Regions from separate parts of the Homo sapiens genome. Here region 2 is linked to region 1. A link is a contact called in ENCODE Hi-C or POLR2A ChIA-PET data. All regions are on one chromosome and are shown on one strand. Each heading gives the region's core, a stretch centred on a gene start or an enhancer-like site at or near the end of the contact. The rest is flanking DNA. Distances are from core to core; before and after follow the strand shown.

Region 1 (7,869 bases), core at 2,212-4,711:
GGGTGGGGAAGTGGGGAGCTGAGGGGAGGTGGAGATGGTTAACGGATACCAAAAAATAGTTAGAAAGAATGAATGTGTGCTACTATTTGATAGCACAACACGACGACTATAGTCAATAATAATTGTACATTTTAAAATAACTTAAAGAGTATAATTGGATTGCTTGTAACTCAAGGGATAAATGCTTGAGAGGATGGATACCCAATTTACTCTGATGTGCTTATTTCACTTCCATGCCTATATCAAAACATCTCTGGTACTCCACAAATACATTCACCTACTATGTACCCACAAAAATTAAAAATTAAAAGAAAAAAAAGAAAATGGTTGGGCACAGTGGCTCACACTTGTAATTCCAGCACTTTGGGAGGCCGAGGTGGGCAGATAACTTTAGCTCAGGTGTTCAAGACCAACCTGGGCAACATGGTGAAACCCTATCTCTACAAAAAATGTAAAAATTAACTGGGTGTGGTCAAGCACTCCTGTAGTTCCAGCTACTTGGGAGGCTAGGGTGGGAGGATCGCTTAAGCCCACGAGGTTGAGGCTGCAGTGAGCCATGATCCCACCACTGCACTCCAGCCTAGGCGACAGAGTGAGATCCTGTCACAAAAAAAAAGAATACCCACTCCACAGAGTTGTTGATAATTATATAAGAAATTATATAATACACAGATAGAAGGTGCTTAATAAATGTTAGCTCCCTTCCTCCCCACCTCTCCTTTTCTGCATCCCTGTCCTATTTCTTTAGAAATGAAATTTAACACTTTATAATACCTTTAATATATGATGATTTTAGTTCACTTTAAAAACTTTTGTATTGAGGTATAATTTACATACAATAAAGTATGTAAAGTATAAAAATGACAATTTTATATATGTGTATACACCTATATAATCACTACTCAGAGCCAAATATAGAACATTTATTTATAGCATCCTCCCAGATATTCCTGCACGCCACATACGACCAATACCCCTCCAAAGGTAACCATTATTCTGCCTTCACCATTATTACTAAAGTATTTTTAAATTATGTCAAAAATAAATGACAGTATATCTATACTAAGGAATAAAAAAGCACTAGTTAAAACAAAGGAAGTAGAGCTATACATGCCAACATGGAAATATCCCAAGATATATTGTTCTGTATTACTAAGGTAATTGAAAATTAATAACAGAAATGCTAATGGAAAGAGGTAGATGGAAAGGAGAACAGAAATATGATGGGTAAAGCTCTTTTAGTCTTTTTGAAATCTTCATTAAGCCTGGCGAGGTGGCTCACACCTGTAATCCCAGCACTTTGGGAGGCCTAGGCTAGCGGATCACTTGAGGTCAGGAGCTGGGGACCAGCCTGGCCAACATAGTGAAACCTTGTCTCTACTAAAAAAAAGAAAAACAAAACAAAAAAAAAAAACAAAAAAAATTAGCTGGGTGTGGTGGTGCATGCCTGTAGTCCCACCTACTTGGGAGGCTGGGGCGGGAGAATTGCTTGAACCCAGGAGGCAGAGGTTGAGTGAGCCAACATCACACCACTGCACTCCAGCCTGGGGGACAGAGTAAGACTCTGTCTTGGCCAGGCAGGGTGGCTCATGCCTGTAATCCCAGCACTTTGTAAGGCTGAGGCAGATCACAAGGTCAGGAGTTCGAGACCAGCCTGACCAACATAGTGAAACCCCATCTCTACTAAAAATACAAAAATTAGCCAGGTGTGGTGGCACGTGCCTGTAGTCCCAGCTACTTGGAAGGCTGAGGCAGGAGAATCGCTTGAACCTGGGAGACAGAGGTTGCAGTGAGCCAAGACCACGCCACTGCACTCCAGCCTGGGTGACAGAGTAAGACTTCGTCTCAAAAAAAAAAAAAAAAAAAAAAAAATCCTTACTAAGCATGCCTTCACTTTGTGGCAGAAGTATCCAAACTGAATTCAGTCACCTAAATTGGAAGCATAGCAGGAATCATTGAGAGACCACATATTTGCAGAAACAAATGTACACCTCTCCCTCTAACTTGGACACCACCACATCCTGAGCTGAAACTCTTCATAATCCTTGCAGGGCCACACCTTTTCTATCGCCAGCCAAAGGGCCAAAATGAAAGACAGAGAGGCCTGCGGGTTCAGATCACTGCAGCCTTGCTGTGCAATAATATAGATGCCAGCACTGGGGTTTATCCGACTCTTCCCAAAAGTCACAACCAAATATAGTTTCTCCTGAGATGTAGTGAATAAGCCTGGCCTAAAAGATTGTGGTGGTCAAAATCAACCTAATAGGGCAAGGCCTTACCTAGAAAGTTCTGAACCGATCTAATTTGCATCTAAACCTTCAAACTAACTTTTTGTTAATATCTGGATTTAAATAGTAAACAACTAAATGAGTTCAAATGAAGAGGAAACAACAGGTTTATTTTTCAAACTTATGCAAACGGTTTCTGAAACCACCTTCACACTCCCTTTGCAAGTCAGTGTGAATGAATGGGTGGGCACACAGTAGTTGCACTTTAATCCATTTTCTTTTTCAATTGCCAGCACGAGGCTTGAGAGCTTCCTTGTTAACAATTCTCACAGGCCAAACCCTTCTCCAGTGCAATGTAAGCTTCTTTCCTCTTGTCCTGTTGTTTGTGGAGATGAGAAACAACCAATGTTTTTCTGTTAATGACCCTTCAAATCAGTTGGACCTTTCTTCTCTAAGTTAACTAACCCTACAGCTTTCTGGCCTTTCCTCATAGCCTTTATTTTCCAAGCCTTAATTACATTTTTGCTCTTCTCTGGAGCTCTGCCAGTTCCCCACAACCTCCTTAAAGGGGAGACACAAAGTAGCCACAGTTGAGGTCAGACCAGTGCTGGGAAAAGCTGAGAAGCCACTTCCTGCCCTTTGACTTTTATGCATCCCACTATCTTACTGACTTTATAAATAAACAGCACTCATTGAACTAATTCTAGCAGGGCTGTCATTCAAGCTGAAGCCCACCTTTCCCATCTTGCATCTCAGCATTTTGATTTCGTCCCGTAAACTTTTTGTGCTTACCCCTTTTGAGCTTTTCTAATTCAAAATGTCTCACCCAATGAATTGTCTGAGCCACTTTACATGCGATCCCTCCTTTCTCTACTTCCTCACAAAAACTTTTGTAAATTCAGGAAGTGCCTTTCCAGAAGCCAAGCCAGTGATCAAAATCTACTAAGGTTTCCTCTCTCCCCGACACCATCCCCAAGGCAAGTACTGCTGACACTGTGGTAATAAAAACTACCGTTTATTATGCCAGGAAGTGTGGCATACATTATTTCATTCATTCCTCACAACAACCAACCTTATTACTCCTATTTTATTGAACAATTTGAGGTTAGCTAGATTAGGTAATTTGCTGTAGCCACAGAGCAAGCAAGTGCTGGATTCAAATATGAGCCTCTCTGCCCCTGAACTCACTGTGCCACAATGTTGCAAAATCAGTGCTCACTGGCATTTGGATGTCATCCACCAGGCAAATGTGACTCCACTTGTAAAGTCTATGCTCTCTCTTTTGGAGCTGGGACATCTTTCTCCTGCCCTTGAGTGTCAAAACTCCAGGTTCTCTGGGCTTTTGGACTCTAGGACTTGCACCAGCCACCTCCTAGGCACTTGGGCCTTCAACCTCAGACTGAGTTATATATAATCCAAGGCCTTCAGACTTGGATTAAGTCATGCTATTGGCTTCCCTGGTTCTCCAGCTTGCAAATGGTCTATCATTGGACTTGTAATGGAGCCAAGTTCCCCTAATAAATCCCTTATCCTATCTCTCTCTTTCTCTTTCTCTTTCTCTCTGTCTATATATATACAAATTATATATACTATATAACTGATTATATATAATATCTAAAAATCATATATATTATAATATTTTATAGAAATTATATTTTAATATATAATTATATAATTTTTATATTTATATATAATCAGTTATGTATAAAATATATAATATATAAATATAGGCCAGACGCGGTGGCTCACAACTGTAATCCCAGAACTTTAAGAGGCCGAGGCGGGTGGATCACGAGGTCAGGAGTTTGAGACCAGCCTGGCCGACATGGTGAAACCCTGTCTCTACTAAAAATACAAAAATTAGCCAAGCGTGGTGGCATGCGTCTGTGGTCCCAGCTACTCGGAAGGCTGAGGCAGGAGAAGTGCTGAACCTAGGAGACGGAGGTTGCAGTGAGCTGAGATCAGGCCACTGCACTCCAGCCTGTGCAACAGAGCAAGACTCCATCTCAAATAAATAAATAAATAAATAAAATATATTTATAATATACTTATAATACTTATAAACACTCATAAATATACTTATAAGTATATATTTATAATATAATATAGCATTTTATGTCTGCTTCCTGTGGGACGCAGTGGTAACCATTTGGTTGGGAACGTGAGTGATTTTTTGCCTTGTTTCTCTTGCTTCTTTTCTCCTCCCTTTTATTTTGTTGGTAGAGCGCAGTTATGGGGCAAGAAGAAGAAGCAGCGGAAGCCGTGGTGCTGGTATTGTAATAGAGATTTTGGTGATGAGAAGATCCTTATACAGCACCAAAAAGCAAAGCATTTTAAATGTCATATATGTCACAAGAAATTGTATCCAGGACCTGGCTTAGCCATTCATTGCATGCAGGTGCATAAAGAAATAATAGATGCTGTACCAAATGCAATACCTGGGATAACAGACATAGAATTGGAAATATATGGTATGGAAGGTATTCCAGAAAAAGACATGGATGAAGGACGACAAGTTCTTGAACAGAAAACACAAGAAAGTCAAAAAAAGAAGGAACAAGATGATTCTGATGAATACGATGACGACGACTCTGCAGGCTCAACTTCATTTCACCCACAACCTGTTCAACTTCAACAAGGTTATATTCCTCCAGTGGCACAGCCAGGACTGCCGCCAGTACCAGGAGCACCAGGAATGCCTCTAGGCATAGCTCCATTAATGCCAGGTGTTCCTCCTCTGATGCCAGGAATGCCACCAGTTATGCCAGCCATGCCACCTGGATTGCATCATCAAAGAAAATGCACCCAGTCATTTTTCGGTGAAAACATAATGATGCCAATGGGTGGAATATACCACCTGGACCAGGAATACACCACCTGGACCAGGAATACACCACCTGGACCAGGAATACCACCTCTGATGCCTGGAATGTCACCAGGTATCCCCTCCACTCCCCGACCCCCATTCCACATCCTAGAATCCTCCAGTGACCCAAACACAGGCTGTTTCAGCACCAGGTATTCTTAACAGACCACCTGCACCAACAGCAACTGTACCTGCTCCACAGCCTCCAGTTACGAAGCCTCTTTTCTCCAGTGCTGGACAGGCTCAGGCAGCTGTCCAAGGACCTGTTGGTACAGATTTCAAACCCTTAAATAGTACCCCTGAAGCAACTACAGCATCCCCAAAGCCTATGTTCTCTGCTTATACACAGTCTGCAGATTCAACCACTAGTACAACAAATAGTACTGCAGCTAAACCAGCAGCTTCAATAACAAGTAAGCCTGCTACACTTGTAACAACCAATGCAACCAGTAAGTTGATCCATCCAGATGAGGGTATATATCTGGAAGACAGAAGGGCACGGTTACCTAGAGATCAACATAATCTTCCTCTGCAAGGAGAGGCCCCCATTGGTAATCCACCAGTTGAACCAATTGGAAGTATGACGCCACCATAGCCAGGCATCCCACAGCAACAAGGAGTGAGACCCCCCAGTGCCGCCTCATGGTCAGTATGGTGGTCATCATCAAGCCATGCCAGCATACCTTCCTGGTGCTATCCCCCCATATGGGCAGGGACCGCCAACAGTGCCCCCTTACCAGAGTGGGCCTCCTCGACCTCCAATGGGAATGAGACCTCCTGTAATGCTGCAAGGTGGCCAGTACTGATCTTACCTCATCCAGTCTAATAGGTTTGGAGATTAAACCTTTTCTCAACTTGTGCTGTTTATTTATTTATTTATTATTATTATTATTTTTTTTTTTTTTTTTTTTTTTTTTGAGATGGAGTCTCGCTCTGTCGCCCAGGCTGGAGTGCAGTGGCGCGATCTTGGCTCACTGCAAGCTCCGCCTCCCAAGTTCACGCCATTCTCCTGCCTCAGCCTCCAGAGTAGCTGGGACCACAGGCGCCCGCCACCACACCCAGCTAATTTTTTGTATATTTAGTAGACATGGGGTTTCACCGTGTTAGCCAGGATGGTCTTGATCTCCTGACCTCGTGATCTGCCCGCCTCGGCCTCCCAAAGTGCTGGGATTACAGGCGTGAGCCACCGCGCCCGGCCTAACTTGTGCTGTTTATATATCCAAGCTTCCATCAATAAGGCTTCATTGTGACTTTAACAAATATTATCTTCCCACATACCAGGAACTATTGGACGTTGATTTTACATGGGAAAAATTATGTGGAATAATAAAGCAGGAGCTTTTCCTGAAGTTGCAATTTATACTGTGTGGCTTCGTTTTCATGTTTCATCTAGGTTTGTAGAAGTGAAGTATAGTAAATTTGGTTCATTAAATTGTGAAGGTGCTGGAATAACATGAACATATCACTTTAATAAAGGCAAGTTCTGTAACCTTACATTGCTCTTTTGTAAAGTTATGCCTTCACAGCATTTCAGATGCTGTTGGACTTCAAGTCCCCAATCTAGCTTGGTGAGGGGTGTAACTGTTTCCAAGTACTTGTACATTGGAAGTCTGAATGTGTAACAATATTTACTGTATTTAGAGTTCCTCATGTTGCAGGTTTTAAGAAATCTGACCCACCAATGTCATGTGACTTTTCTGTACCGGTAAACTTCATTGCAATAAAATGAGAGAAAAATGTATGCCTTTTTATTCATAACCCAGCTGTGGACCACGGCCTGAAAGGTTTGTACAGATGCATGCCACAGTAGATGTCCACATAATAAAATTCATAGTTACCAATGCAAAATATATATATATAATACAAATATGTTATATATAATAATATATAGAGGCATTATATATAATTAAAGACATTTTATAATCATATATATATATATATATATATATATATATATATATACACATATACATGCATACATACATACACACACACACACACACGTATAATTGATTCTGTCTCTCTGGAGAACCCTGACTAAAACAGATTCTGGTTTAACCCTAAAATGAACAACAATCATGCATTCCTAACAAACACAAGAAAAAGAAAAAGAAAAGAGTGAAAGTAAAAGAGAGGGAGAAGAGAAGGCAAGACAGACAGGAAAGGAATGGTTGAAAGTCATCAAAATCTGTTTCAGGTGACCCTCTCTGTAAGGCTGTCCAGAACGCTCTTCTTCTTGATCATAGAAGTAATAATATGGGACAGAAATAAATTGTTTATGGTCCTGACAGAGTGTAGACAGAATGCATCTCTAGATTCTCCTGGACACAGACAAAGAGTTACCCAACAGTGGACAAGAGTAACACGGCCAGATAAAAGATTCCCTAATGAGACATATTTGTTTAATCAGTTGCTTCAACAGTTTTTTTGCTTTTGTTTTTGTTTTTTTGAGACCGAGTCTTGCTCTGTCACCCAGGCTGGAGTGCAGTGGCGTGATCTTGGTTTACTGCAACCTCCGCCTCCCCGGTTCAAACGATTCTGCTACCTCAGCCTCCTGAGTAGCTGGGATTACAAGCACCTGCCACCAAATCCAGCTAATTTTTGTATTTTTTTAATAGATATGGGGTTTCACCCTGTTGACCAGGCTGGTATCCAACTCCTGACCTCAGGTGATCCACCTGCCTCGGCCTCCCAAAGTTCTGGGATTACAGGCATGAGCCAACACGCCCAGCTGTTTCAACCATTATTTATCATATAAAGTCTGTTACAAGTTTA
Region 2 (7,869 bases), core at 3,397-5,896, 81 kb before region 1:
AGGTTTTTCCAACCTCATTTCCTCAAACCGAAGCCCTCCTAATTAGACCATTTAAGCCAACATCCCAAGAACAGACTGTGAGCATTCCTACCTCCATGCCTTGTCTACTAACTCCTTGGCACAGAGCACCACTCCCTTCTCAGGTCTCAAAATGATTACTATCTGTATCGCTCACTTGACATTTGAGTTCTACCTTTTAAACAACTCTTGTTTCACATGCTTCAATTTGCTTAGCTTTGGATTCATGTGCATTTCCCTTAGGCCCCTGGTTTCCAAGTCTCTTGACAGAAAGGACCACATGTTATGCTTCTTTACATAACACAGTATGACTAATAGACTCTCATAAAATAATTGTGGAGTGAAAGATGGTGATTCGGCTGTATTGTTGTTATCAGCAGCTAGGTTTGACTACCATCTCATTAAATCCTTTTTGGAAACCTGTGTCAACAACTTTAACTTCACCTATTATTTGTTCCACAAATATTTTGCAAAAGCACTGAAAAATAAACATGCAAAGAATCAAAAAGTTCGACCTGTCTTAATACAAACATCCAATTTGTTTTTTTGTTTTTGATTTATTTTGTTTGTTTCCTTTTTTTACTTAGAAGGAGTCATTAGGTCAGTTCTAATTGGAAGAGCAACCAACTCCAGCAAGCAATGCCTGCATCTCTCCTCCTTTTCAGAGAGTGAGTGCAGGTTAGGCATTTGTATTCTGCTTGCTCACCGCCCTGGGAATTGTGTTTCTATTGCTAATTATTTGGATTCTGTTTTAATGCACATTCAAATTCTTCCTGATCTGCCTTTGTGAGCTGATTTAAAGAAAAAGATGGGAATGAGAATAGGACTTCTTTGTGGAGACAAAAAAAGGGAGTGTGGGTGGGCTGGAGAGAAACCCCAGATGGCTCCCCAGTTTGACTCCCTCTCCCAGCACACACAGTGAGGTGGAGAGAGGGAAGGGAGAGAGAGGAAGGAAGAAAAGCTGTGGCATCTAGAGTCCAGTGGTTTGCTGAATATGTCCTGTCTAACTCAGGGTGTGACATGTTCCTAAGATGCACATGGGAGAGAAGAATTGATTTCCCAAAAATGAATGCCACTCAATTCCCGTCCTACGGCAGCTCATGATCTGATGGGGAAGAAAGATATAAATAGACCCTACTTTAAACATAGTGACACAGTGATCTGCACAAAACTTCCGGGGGCAACAGGGAAACCAGCTAAGGATCTCAGGAGATGACGGCTGACCTGAGTCCTGAAGGAGTATGCATACATGGATTTGACCAACTTTTACTAAGTAAAAGTTAGCCTGGCTAAGACGTGTCTTTGTGTTGGGGACTGGGGTGAGGTGGGAGAGTGTGTGTTTGGGCTGGGGTGAGTTAGGGGACTGTGGGGAGGATAAGACAAAGAGAGAAAAAGAGTAGTCTGGGCAAGGGAGATGAGGAGGGTAAGAGTGTGGCCGACTTGGGGAATTACAGCTACCTTCTTTTTGCTGGGCCATGAGTTACAAAAGACAAGATTGTCAGAGCAAGCATAGTTCACTCCATTAGAGAGCTTGGGCTCTCTTCTGAAGGTGATGAAGATCTACTGAAGGCTTTTATGCAGAAAAGTGCTAAGATTTTGCTGGAAAAGAGCTTGAAAACTATTTGTTTTCGATAAGGCCATTTGAGGAAAAGCCATCCAATTTATTGCTCATGTTTACTTTCCTCCCTCTTCTTTGTCAACATAGATCATTTTTAAATTAGCTGGCTCTCAAACACAGATACTGTGCTTGAAATCGTTTGCTTACTATGTGTTAACATGTAGCTAACAGCCTCCTAGTTTAGAGTTCAAGCTGAGTTCAAGGTTGGCTGATAAAATCTCGTTTCTCAATATTTATATCCTCATAGCATTTGGTCCCACCTTGGTTCATGTCAATAATTCAGAGAAGCCTAAATAGGAAACTATCTCACAGGACCTCAAAATCTCTATATGCTTTGCAAGACAGTAAATGAGAGAAATTTACTTTTGGTGCTAGAAAAAGATAACCAGTGACTCTAAGTGATACTGAATATGTGTGATCATTGTGACTTTGAGTAAACACAATAATTCTGATTTCTCTTATTTTCTTTTAAAATGGGGCATGTGTAAAAATGCACACCCCTTGCTCTATGAAGTAAAAACATGGAGAAATCAAAGTAGCTGATAATCAGAATATCAGATGACATTTGGCTTTGATATGTATTTTCGGTCTCTGAGTTTCTGAAAATCCACAGTACTTCAAATAATGTAAGGACATATTACAAATGTAAGGACATATCTAGACTCAGAAGAAACCCAAATATGTAGCTCCCTCGTCCTAACTTGTGTTTGATTTCTTTTTGCTTTCCAGTTCATGCTAGGAGTGGAAGGCATTCTTCTTAGGCTACTTGGGTATCAGGAGACCCAGCCCTTTCCCTGTGAATATTTGATTTTACTTCTTGTGAGTGTTCAGGTAAGGTCTACCTAGGTCAAACCTACTAGGTTAAAAGAAACATTGTCAACCCATCCATTTTCTTTGCTTACGTTATCAAAAGATTGGTCTGACTGACATTTCTCTAACTGAATTGACAAGTTGTTTTGAAGGTGAATTTAGTGCTTTGCTTTTCAAAGCCTTTCCTAGCAGCTAAACCAGCTAAAGGTGTGGAGACAGGAAGCACTAACCTCAAACCTCTTTCCCTCACAGCTCCTGCTTAACAACAGGCAACATGAAGAGTGAGATTGGAGGTGAGAAGGTACTTATCTGCTGCTTGTGAGCAAGGTACTGAGAGCTAAAAGATTTCCCACAGATAATCTGTGAATCTTGTGAAACAGCCGACTTCAGGAAAATTGAAAGTTGCTTGAACTTCCATGAGAATGGCAGTGGGTGGTGGGGAAGCTTGGTTACAAAAAAAAACAACTCTTGCCGTTTACACCTATTATAAACGGGTCAATTACCATATTTAGTAATGAGGTCAACCCTCTGCATAGGTGGGGTGGTAACCACCTCTAAGGTGTGGCTCCCAGCATCAAAGAACCCTGACCTTAAAAGGACCCTCCCACCAGCTCAGTTAATGCTTAGATTTCCAAAGAAAATGAAGCCCAAAATGCAATATGGGAAACACATTGGCTTAATTTAGTATCTATGGCTTACATTCACAGGGCTATAAAATGCTGTCTCTTATCTCATCTGAACTCTATATTCAACTGTGAAGTAAATAGGCAGGACAGTCATCTTTATGCCCATCTTACACATGGGGAAACTGAGGTCAAAGAGGTAGATGAGTTGTCCAAGGTTACAGGAAACATAAGTGATCCTTGAAATTTAAGCTCATAACTTATGACTTCTAATCTATTGTTCATTTCCTTCTGCCATGTTGCATCAAAATTTCAACACAATTGCAGTGATTGGTTCTAGATCCTCTCAAAGTTGGACTTGATAGGGAGGATGGTACCAGATGTCTGGAGTGAGGGTTAGGGAGGAGATTACCATTAAGTAGGGGAGTGAATGGAATGGGAAGAGGACCAGAACAAAATACATTTCATTTTCCCCACTATTTTATTAGAGTCTTATCCTGCAAAAAACCACACTCAACTGGAAGGGAACTTGGAGATGATCTATGCCAATTCCTTATTTTAAAGAAGAGGCTATTGGGGGGAAAAAAAGAGAAGAAGTAAATGACTTTTCAAACAAGGTCACACAAATAATGGAAGAGCTAAGATGTAATTTATTTATTTAGACATCTAGGAGTAATGTTTTAAATCATAAATGGACAGAAAAACAACTTTGTTCATTCAGCAAGACTGAATTTATTTCATGCTCATATCTAGAAAAAAATACATTTCCAAATTTTTTGCCTCTAATGCACATATACAAAACATTTTGCTTACAATTTTGAAGATTTCCTGAAGGTCATAGATGGATCCCAGATAAGGCTTACAGACAGTATGATCACATCAAATAATCTTATAAATTATTTCTGATGCACAAGTAATAATTATACCATTGAGATCTTCCATTCTAGCTTACCCAAGTATACAAAAGGGATTGAACATAGACATGAGTCAACACATGAAATCACATTTCAGTCTGAACTTCACTAGGAAAATCCTTAACTTCAGGGCTTTTGTGAATTACATTTGTTTGTCATAGTTTTTCCTTTTCTTTATCGTAGCACCATAGAGAAATAAAACGTACTGGGAAGCTAAAGAAGCAGTTAGAGAGCTGGAATACATGATTAATTAGCAAAATGTGATTTTCCTCCAGAATCTTTAAGAACTTTATCAGGTTCCATTTATGCACATCATAGTCTGACTTTCTTTTGCAGTTGAAAAATCAGGTTGTAAGATTCTAATTATCTTGTTTCCTTTTAAAAATTCGGACTGAACAGAATTTCACATGTTAGGTAGGAACCAAAAACAATGAAAGCTTCTACTTTCAGCCATTTTGCCCTGTGATATTTGTGAGCACACTGTGAAGGTGATGCTGATTTCCCTGGCATAGAAGAGCACCTCCCTCCTGACCACAGAGCTAGTTAAGTTACTGTAACTTTCCTCTGAGTATATTTCCTGTTCAGGCCCAGGATGCCCTTCAACACGTGACCATCTGACCACTGGCTCCTTTTCAGGCTCTGTAAGGGGTAGGCTCCCCCACAAGACAACCCGGTGGTTGCTCAGGAAACTGTGAGACAAACCGTGCTCCCTGAGAAGAAAGGGGGACTCAACAGTCTATGGCTCTGATAACCTTAGCTGGTGGCCTGGCTTCCTTCTGATAAGAGAAAGAGAAGTACAAAACATTCACCAGACTGTAGCACCTTTCACCATCCTCTCTGAGCTGCAATGAAGATAAAAACAAAGCTATTCATGACCTACCATGCTTTGAATGGACCCAGCCTCTCTCTCCCAGAAATTCATGTTAAAATGAAAAAATGGTAATAATAATGATAATAATGCAAGTTATGGTTTAAAAATAATTCTGTGGTCATTTCATCTAGTTTTCTGTTGACTGTTATCTTGAAAGTCTTCCCATTTTCACAAGAAATGAAGATTTAAGGAAAATCTCTTCACACAGAAAAAGGGGGCTTTGAATAAGCTTGATAAACATGCATATACAGTGGTCCTCTGGATCCATGGGGTGTTGGTTCCAGGACCCCTGCAGATACCAAAATCCATGGAAGCTCAAGTCATGCAATTGTTGGTCCTCTGTATCCATAGATTCTGCATCCCACAAATACTGTTTTTGATCCATGGTTCATTGAATCCAAAGATGCATAACCCGTGGATACAGTGGGCCAACTATATGTTGTCTCATTCCAGATCCCAAATGAAAACAGATGGCACACACAAAATTGGGCAAGAGTAGGAAGGTTATTTATGAAAGGACTGTTGGCAAAGGTGTGGCAAGAGCAGAACCACGAGGGGTAGTGCCAGAGCCTGTGACTTGCAGCAGCAGAATTATGACCACCCTTAGGTCGAAAGAGACCAGGGGACAGCGAAGTTACCAGAACCAGAAGGCAAGAGAGTTGTGTAGTGGAGGCCACCATGACAGAAGCAATGACTTCCATCAAGAGAAGCAGACCAAGCAACCAGCTTTGGCCAAGATTGTGTATATCACAACTATCAGTTATACCAAGCACATTAACTGTTCTTGACAGAAAGTATGGTTTTAAAACAAAATCTAAAGAGGTTTTAGTTTGAACAAGGACAAATGATTATAGGTAACAATATAAATAGAAATAGAATCCTGATTAATAAATTTACTAAAGGCCTGGCACAGTGGATTACACCTGTACTCCTAGCACTTTGGGAGGATGACACAGGTGGATCGCTTGAACCCAGGAGATGGAAACCAGCCTGGGCAACATGGCGAGACCCCATTTCTACAAAAAATACAAAAATTAGCTGGGTGTGGGGGTACCTGGCTGTGGTGGCATGTGCCTGTAGTCCCAGCTCCTTGGGAGGCTGAGGTGGGAGGATCACTTGAGCCCAGGAGGTCAAGGCTGCAGTGAGTGGTGATTGTACCACTGCACTCCAGCCTGAGCAACAAAGTGAGACCCCATCTCAAATAAATAAATAATTTAGTAAAGAAGTTGCTTTTGGTCAGCACTAATCTAAGCCCCACCTTTAACCTTTATTTGTGTTCCTACACAGGCAGACACTATAATGTAGAGGACACTTGTTCTTGTCCTCTTAAAAAAATTATTGTGCTACATGTAACTGTCAGAAAGTAAGTCAAAGGTCAGATAGTTCAGTAGCAAAAAGTCCCATATGAGCACCAAGACCTAAGGCATTCATTTTTGAGAGGGAAAAGTTATCAAAAACAATCAATGAGTACTTTCTGAGAAGAAATTTTGATGTGTCACAGAATCGTCCTTTGGTATTCTGACTTCTGCTGTGACAGCGTCATTCATTCATTTATTCATCAAATAAATAAGGGACTTAATGTACTTGATTCTTAGGAGATGGGAAGATGTAAAAGACAGAGCTGTTTCATTCTAGGAGAAATCCGAAGGCAGGTACACAATCAGCTACTCTCCGAAGCCATCCGTGGTACATGAACCCTTTAAAGGGTCATTGACAGGCACGCGAAAGAAGCCTTGTTTCCAGACAGGATGATTCTGGAGGCTTTTGTAGAGACTTCACATTTAGCTGGGCCATAAGGTCTGGGGCAAATTTAGACAGGCTAAGATCATGGAAATGACCTTAGTGTGAGAGTTTATTGGGAACTGGCAGAGTATTCCATTTATGTAGGATGGAAACAGGTGAAGATGGCCAATACCAGTCATGGGGAGCCAAGAAAAGGCACATAGATTTTACCAGAAAGGCCATGGGAGATGCTGAAGATGTCTGAGTTGAGAATGTTGTGGTACATGCTGCTTTGGGAAGGTTAGCACAGCCTTGAGGAGTGCAGCAAGCAATCTTGACTGCCCTTGGCTTGGAGCAAGGGAAGAACTGAGGCAGAGACCAATCAGGAGGCTGATGCAATAGCACTGATGTGAGTTCATAAGGCCTGAGCTGTGGAGGTGGCAGCTGGTATGAAAGGGTCAAACAAGGCATTGGTGCTCAGTTTTACAGACTGATGGTGAACAGGAATGGAAACCGACCCAGAGTTCACGCACTGGGTAAGGGTATGAGTGGAGGCACCATTGACAAAATGAGGTAAGTTAAGAGGAAATTTGTTCATCCTGGAGGAAAGATCCAGAAGGAGTTAGAAGTATAGGACTAGAGTTCGAGGAAGCCAGTTGGGGATAGAAATGTACATTAGGAAGTTCATATGTATTAGGATGACAGTTAATATTAAAATTGCTAAAAACCATCACCTGTGCTGTAACCCATCCCTACCACTCAGAGACACCACACAGCAATGCAGGATGTGAGTGCTCTGGGACCAAAACTTCCTAACCCAAAGCAACATAAACTCAGATGCAGTGTGACCCAATCCCTACCGTTCACAGGTCAGGTCTGCAATTTTCCTCTGATCTCCTAATGTTAGAAAGACAATCTAAGGGGACAACATAGCAAGAGCACCTTAACTTACATGAAAGTGGAACCCATACCAAGAGCCACCAGACAACTCCCCAAAATCAAATCTCACTATTCTAAAAGGTTGCCTGTAGTCTAAATAGGAGGTAACCAGGGAATTATAGCTTTCTGTACATATATATTATTATAGTAATTCAGTTAACGGATCAAAAGAAAACCCACAGGTATAAAGAGACCTCCTCTATTAATTTATTATTTTCTAAATATATGTTTTAATCTAGTAACCAAATTTGAGAGCCATATTTTCCTCCTGAGCCACAATTATCCTGATCCCTCATTCAAAACAACTCTGTGATGAAGACAACAGTACATTTTTCCTGTCTGTTCCATTCTGCC

The links. A loop is a pair of places that touch in the nucleus more often than their neighbours do. ChIA-PET counts read pairs that join two places held with the same protein, here RNA polymerase II (POLR2A). Pooled maps may share reads with other maps.
Region 2: POLR2A ChIA-PET joins it to region 1 with 10 read pairs in activated T-cell. The contact joins two enhancer-like sites. A Hi-C loop is called at or near these places in 2 of 50 pooled maps. POLR2A ChIA-PET finds 5 or more read pairs at or near these places in 5 of 52 experiments (CD4-positive, alpha-beta T cell, Caco-2, T-cell and 2 more).

What each region holds. Positions count from the first base shown.
Region 1 is chr2:203,632,608-203,640,476 of GRCh38, reverse strand. It overlaps the pseudogene LOC729532. Among named protein-coding and RNA genes, the nearest start is that of CD28, 70 kb to the left of the region's middle. Within about 2 kb of position 3,461, at least 8 of the 41 ENCODE cell types and tissues checked have a DNase peak (open chromatin) inside an H3K27ac peak, as active enhancers do.
Region 2 is chr2:203,715,033-203,722,901 of GRCh38, reverse strand. All of the region lies in intron 1 of CD28 (CD28 molecule), which reads right to left. Among named protein-coding and RNA genes, the nearest start is that of CD28, 12 kb to the right of the region's middle. Within about 2 kb of position 4,646, at least 6 of the 41 ENCODE cell types and tissues checked have a DNase peak (open chromatin) inside an H3K27ac peak, as active enhancers do.